2 separate regions of the Homo sapiens genome follow, and region 2 is linked to region 1. Evidence: chromatin contacts called from ENCODE Hi-C or POLR2A ChIA-PET data. All regions are on one chromosome and are shown on one strand. Each heading gives the region's core, a stretch centred on a gene start or an enhancer-like site at or near the end of the contact. The rest is flanking DNA. Distances are from core to core; before and after follow the strand shown.

Region 1 (3,165 bases), core at 327-2,826:
GGCAGCGCCGTTGGCAAACTCCTCTAGGGTCATGGTTGGAATTCGGACCAGATAGAGGGCTCGCCCCAGAACATGCCTCTTGTTTCGTGGGGTGATTGGCAGCCCCTGCCTCTTGCACTCCGCCTCGGCCCAGTTCAGGACGGCCTCGAAGACCACCGCCTCTTTGGTGTTGAGGGCCTCCCGAGTGACAATGATCTCCAGCGTCTGCCGGTCTATCTCACAGAAGCCTTCGGACCGTAGGGCCATCTCGGCCTGTGCGTCAATGACCTCCCAGCAGCGCTGCGTCAGCTCGGGCTCCTCAAACAGCCGGCTCTGGGACAGCAGGACGCAGGCGTTCTTGGCTTCCAAACTTGTCTCCAGAAAGTTGACACAGGCTTTTGCCAATGCTGGGACGATGTACTTCTTAGCAGCGTACAGAGTGGCCAGCACCGTGTCGGCTTCCAGATCGATCTCATCACTGTACATGTACCTAGGCGAGGCAGGGCCCGCGTCAGGGGCTGGCTCCCAAGCACCCATCGCGGGGCTGGGCCTGGGAGAGGAGTCCATCAGCTCCTGTGTGCTTCCCTTCAGAAGCCTCCGGAGGCCGCCTAAAACGGACCCACCCGTCCCTCCCCAGTAGAGTGGACTTACTTTAAGAGGATCAGAAAGGCTGCGGGCTCCACGTCTGGAATGTGAATTTCAGATTTGACTTCCGCCAGGTCTCCGTAGAACATGGCATAGAAGACGGAGCTGCCGACAGCCAAGACGTACTGGGAGGAGAAAGCGCCGCCGTGAGCCTGGCTCTCCCGCAGGCTGCGTGTCAGCCACACGGCGGACGGGGCGGACGGGGCACGCGTTCCGAGAGGGGCCGCCGCTACCCACCTTGTGGGCGGGCACCGTCCTGGTCGCCCCCGGGGGCCCCACGACGAAGTGCACGTCGGCCATGAGCTCGTTGTTGAACATGAGCGCGTTCCTGCAAAGGTAGAGGCACGGGCTGGGGGCGTGGGCGCGCGCGGGCGCGGGGGCCGCGGGGCACGGGCTCACCTCTCGCGCAGCGTGGGGCGGCAGCACCGCCAGCCGGGGCTCTCCTGGTGGTTGTTGCCGAGTGTGGGCGGCGCGGGCGCGGGCGGCGGCGGCGCTGGCGCGGGGGCGCTGGGCGGGCTGCGCGGCCCGGCCTTCCTGCCCACGGCGGCGCCGGCGTTGCTGTTGGCTAGGTCCGCGGCCGCGGCGCTGGCGGGAGCGTAGAGTTCCGCCGCCATCTTCGCGGGCGGGGCGGCGGGGGCAGCCTCGGCGCCTGTGGACGCCGCGCCCCGCGCCCTCGCGCCGCGCCGGGGCCTCGGGAGCGGCTCTGCAAGCAAAAGCAAGGAGGTCAGGCACTGAGCGACGCGGCCGTGCAGGCAGGCTAGGGGCAGCAGCATGGGCGGCGGCGGCGCTGTGACCCGCGGGGCTGCCACCCGCTCCCCTGCCACCCCCGCCCCTGCGACCCTGCCCGAGCCCAGCCTAGCGCAGCCCGGCCAGGCCCGGCCGCGGGGGGCGCCGTCCCGCCCGCCCGCCCGCCCGAGCCCGTACCCGCCGCGGCGCCGGTGCGTCACGCTGCGTCAGGGCCGCGCCCCGCGCGACGTCGCTGCCTCGCGGCCCCGCCCCCAGGCCCGACATCCTCGAAGCTGCTCGAGCTTCTGCCCAGCAACCGGCGCGAGCCGCGCGCTGTGCAGAGGTAGCCGTGGAAGGCGGCTCCCGGCGCTGGCAGGCGGCCGCCCCCAGACCCGCAGTGCCATGCGCAGGTGCTTGCGCCCGTTCTTCAGTTAGCGATCTTTTGGTTAGGAACGCAGGTGGACCTGCTTGTTTGGCCATTTGCATTCCGGAGTCTGCCTCTGGCCGCGGCCTGTGGGATGGTCGTTGGGCTTCCTCGTTCGTTCAGATGCTTCGCGATTTAGCTTGCTACGGACGCCAGCAGCCAGCGCTTGCAGAGAGCGCGGTCCACTCTGCTCTGAGGGCTTTACAGGGGCAGGCGCTGCTATTTCCCGGCATTTTCCTCGAGGAAATAGGCACAGAGAGGTTAGTCGCGCGCTGAAGGTCACACAGCCGGCGGGTGGGCAAGTCAGGATCTGGCCCTGGGCCTGCAGCCCTGGAGCTTGGGCCCCAGGGCGCGCCCTGCCTCTGTGGCTCTGCCTGTGGATCGCAGTCGCAGGCTCGCTCCTTGTGGGGCCTCTAGCCTCCCGGCCTGGGGCTAATCCTGGGAGGTGCGTGGCATGGGGCACTGGCTTTGCTGATGAGGAGACCAGACTTCAGAGGCCGTGTCACCTGGCCTGGGCCGCACAGCTGGTGCATGCCAAGCTCGCGTGCAGACGAAGCTCCAGAGGCCTGGCTGTCAGGAGGGTTCCTCCCCGAGGACACACACGCAACCTCCTGGACCGCCAGGCTTTAGACTTTTAAAACTTCCATATGCAGGAAACCCCACAGGACGCAGCCAGCATCTCGGGTCATGGGTGCACCTGTCACCGCAGTCCTGGGCTAAACAGTGAACAGGAGCTCTGTGTCTCTGTGGTCGTTACAGTTGTAGTGAATGTTCCCTGGGAGAGTCCTCTTCAGAAGATATTTGCGGTATTTTCAACAAAGGACTCTCCAGGATGGAGGAGCAACTACAAGTCAGGAAGGAAAAGGCTGACAACCCAGTTTTTTAAAAAACGGGCAAAGGACGTGAACAGACACCATGCAATGGCCCAGAGTGCACAAATCATCATTTCTCCCAGGAATGGGGTGCCCGAGCCCCCAGGCGGCTGAACTTGAGACTTGTCACGTAGTGTTGGTGGAATGCAGAGCAGCTGGAGATCACCTGCTGCAGGTGGGTGCGTAACTCCGCACGGCCAAGCCGTTTGGAAAGCTGTAGCATATGCATGAGAGTCCGGAAAGTTCCGAGAGAAAGTGTGTGGATGCACCCGCCAAGGACACACCCACCGAGGCCACAGCTGCGATTTCATAGTGTGGGACCCCACTGGCAAAGACACGCTGGCTGCTGTGGCCGTGGTTTCTGTCCCAGCCGTCTGTTTCCATAGAAAAAGGTAACGGGCATAAGCAGTTTCCAGGAGAAATACAAATGGCCAGAGTGGAGACAGCCTACATGTCCATCAGCAACAGAAAGGATCAGCAGGTTGTGGTGGGTCCATTTGGGGAATGCAGTGAGAAGGA
Region 2 (3,165 bases), core at 421-2,920, 270 kb after region 1:
ACAGAGCATGTGTGTTTGTGTCTCTATGTGTATGTGTCTGTGTGTCTCTGTGTGTGTGTCTGTGTGTGTGTGAGTGTGCCTCTATGTGTACCTGTGTATCTCTGTGTCTGTGTCTCTGTCCATGTGTGTCTGTGTGTCTCTGTGTGTGTCTGTGTGTGCCTCTGTGTGTGTGTCTGTATGTGTACCTGTGTATCTGTGTGTCTGTGTCTCTGTCCGTGTGTGTCTGTGTGTCTCTGTGTCTTTATCTCTGTATGTATGTATGTGTGTGTGTATCCGTATGTGTGTCCGTGTGTGTGTGTGTCCCTGCATCTGACCCACACCCCTGGACATTGCCAGGCAGCTCCTCATGGAGGTGGCGGTCCTCTCCTGGGTCTCTTCCAGCCCTGCCTTCCCCGACAATCCCTGCAGAACTCCACTCCTTCTGGGGTATGCCCGGTTTGGGTCTACACCAGGCCAGGCGTCACCAAACTCTTAGAACTCCCTTGGGCCCCTGCCCTCCCTGTCCACACCCCCAGGTGTGCTGCCTCTGTGTGGTGCCCAAGCTAGATCCCAGGGAGGCTCCCACCCTCTGCACTCTGATCCTCACCAAGTCCCCTCTGCCTGCATATCCTTTCACTCCCTCCCATACCATGGCCGTGGTTCCACTGCTCCTGTTTCCAGCTGTGCCCCATGCCAACACCCCTAGCCACCTGCGCAGTCTTTCCTCAGCTCTCACCACGCTCAGAGACCCTGCTTGGAGCCTTAAGTGGCACCTCCTACCGACAGGAGCCCCCTCAGCCTCCTTGCTGCCCTGCCCCCGCCCACTGGGCCTGACTTTCAACCCCAGCCCTTTTGCCCCCATTCTCTGCACACACGCTACTCTGTCCCCTCTCTCCAGAACGCTTCCTACACTGCCTGGCACATGTCTCACCCCTAAGGTCCCAGCTTACACTGCCAGGAGCCCTCCAGGACCTCCGTTCCCCCGCCCCCAGGGCAGTGCCGCCCTGCAGAACGCCTCATCCTTACAGGCTTGCTTGTGTCTACGCCAGACCTGGAGCCCCTGGGGCAGGGCCAGTGGGGTGCTGGTTGCCGCTGTGTCCTAGGCCCTAGGCTCTTGACAAGAATCAGCAGAAAGGATGACTCTGGGCGGGGTTCTGGCTCCAGGACTGCCCCCAGCGCTGGGCGCTCCCGCACGCGGCGCCCACCCCGCAGCCCTGCCCGGGGCGCCCTGTTCCCGCTGCACGCTCTCAGCCGCGTCCTCGTATCTGCCACCCACCAGCCCCTGCAGAATTCTATCTTGTCCTTATGCTGCCAGATCACCTCCTGCGGTGCCCGCGACCCCTGTTGTCCCCGCAGGCTGCCCCCCACCCCAGCTTCTGACTAAAGTGTCTGTCTCCCCCGGAATGGGAGGTGAAGACAGCGGCAAGTCCAGGAGCCTCGGTGCGGGGATCCAGAGGTCGCTCCCTGGCGGGAGTCCAAAGTTAATTCTGCGGACGCGACAGGCGGGCCGGGGGCGCGGGGTGGGGCGGGGCCTGGCTGGGAGGGGCGGGGCCGCGGCGACGGCAGCCAATGGGCTGAATGAGGCCGACGGCACCGCCCGCGAGCGCGCTCCGCAGTGGCCCGGCAGGGCTGGGCGGAGCCGGGCGGGGTCCTAGCTGAGCGGCTGGGTAGCCTGGCGCGCGGTGTCCGCAGTCCGAGGTCGGCCGCCCGCGGCAGCGCAGGGCAGCGGGGCAGAGCGCGGCTCCCGCCCGCCCGCCCCGTGCGCCGGAGCCGGGACCAGCGACTGGACGCGACGGGCCGCCAGGCCCGCACCGCCTGGCCGCCGCGATGTGCGACTGCTTCCACATGGTGCTGCCCACCTGGCCCGGAACCCCCGGCAGCGGTGCGCCCCTCCCCGCCTGCAGCCCGCTCCCCTGGGGCGGGTGGGCTACGCGCGAGGGCGCGCGCCGGGGCGTGTCCAGGGGCGCGCAGTGCGGGCCTTGGGGGCGGGGGACTCGGAGACGCCTGCGGGACTCGCGCGTGGTTCTGGGCCTTCCCGGCCGCTGGAGTCTCTTCTCCCATGCCTCGCGTTCTACCTGTCCGTGGCTGTAGGTTCCTGCTCCTCTCCCGGCCTCTGAGACTGTCTCTGTCGCTCACTTTGTTTCTCGGTGGCTGACTCGTCTCTGTCGCTCACTCCCTCTGTCACTCGCGGTCCCTGTCTGTCTCTCCTTCTCGCTCCTGCCCCGCTCCTGGGACGCTGTCTGGTCGAGAGGCGGCCTCCTGGGAGGTGCTACCGCACTCTGGAGCAGGGCTGGTGTCTGCAAGGGGCGTGAAAGCCGGGGCCGCCGGGACCCGGGGCACCTGCACCAGGCTTGCCCTCTCACCTGCTTTGCGGGAGAGCAGCCAGGCTGGTCCAGGAGTCTGGGCTCTCCACTTTGGTCCGGGGCTTCCAGGCAGGGCTGGGCTGCGTCTACTGTGTGGCTGTGTGGTGGGGTCGCTGGCTAGGTGGAGGCTGTGGCAGGGCTAGGCCTGAGGTCTGGGGCCTGGTGAGGGGCCTGAATGGGGTCAAAGTCAGGCCACAGGGTCCCGCAGTGCTGGGCAAGGGAAAGTGGGTGCTACCTACTGGCATGCCCCCAGGGATGGTCAGTAGCCTCCCTCTGAGCCGCAGGCTACGGCATGTGTACCTGCTGCTCTTTGTGTGTCTGTCCCTGCACTGGGCCTGGTTCCGGGGCCTGGGTGTCTCAGCATCTTGGAGGGCAGGGCTGAGGGGGGCAGGGCAGTCCCTTGGGCGCTGGGTCTATGCTGCTGCAGCTGACCACACCCAGGGCATTGGCAGCCACTGGCCAGGGGGTTGGGCTGGCCGGCACTGGTGCAGGCTGGACCCCACTCCTTGGGGAAAACAGGTCAATGCTAATGGTGCCGACAATGCTGCAGGTGAGAGGGGTGCCCCTGGCCTGGGCATGCCCCCCAGCTGCAGCAGGCACTACCAAGGCCCCTCCTGTGGCCTGTCTGTCTGGTGCGCACTTAGGGTGGGAGGCTTGTCTGGGGGGCTCCAGAGCAGGGAGGCCCCTACAGCACCTGCTTCACGGTGTCGCAGATGGGAGCCCAAGGTGTTTGGGCACAGCAGCGGGAGGATGATGGCTCCGGTGGGCTGGAGGCCCCTGGCCCCCTCCTCTTTCACTATGACTGGCCCTGCCCACATGGCTG

Evidence for each region. A loop is a pair of places that touch in the nucleus more often than their neighbours do. ChIA-PET counts read pairs that join two places held with the same protein, here RNA polymerase II (POLR2A). Pooled maps may share reads with other maps.
Region 2: a loop to region 1 is called in a map of ascending aorta, with 2.5 times the contacts of the local background. The contact joins the promoter of AHNAK2 here to the promoter of BTBD6 in region 1. A Hi-C loop is called at or near these places in 1 of 168 maps with a recorded cell type or tissue (ascending aorta) and 5 of 50 pooled maps. POLR2A ChIA-PET finds 5 or more read pairs at or near these places in 1 of 52 experiments (Caco-2).

Annotation. Positions count from the first base shown.
Region 1 is chr14:105,246,944-105,250,108 of GRCh38, reverse strand. BTBD6 (BTB domain containing 6) reads right to left here and starts at 1,576. Exons shown (of 4, transcript NM_001387567.1): 1 at 1,024-1,576; 2 at 862-952; 3 at 631-749; 4 at 1-469. The coding sequence starts at 1,397. All of the region lies in intron 5 of BRF1 (BRF1 general transcription factor IIIB subunit), which reads left to right. RefSeq lists enhancers at 1-368, 1,160-1,950 and silencers at 975-1,024, 1,225-1,784.
Region 2 is chr14:104,976,879-104,980,043 of GRCh38, reverse strand. It overlaps AHNAK2 (AHNAK nucleoprotein 2), which reads left to right and starts at 1,670. Exons shown (of 7, transcript NM_138420.4): 1 at 1,670-1,861. The coding sequence starts at 1,807. RefSeq lists a silencer at 1,527-1,686.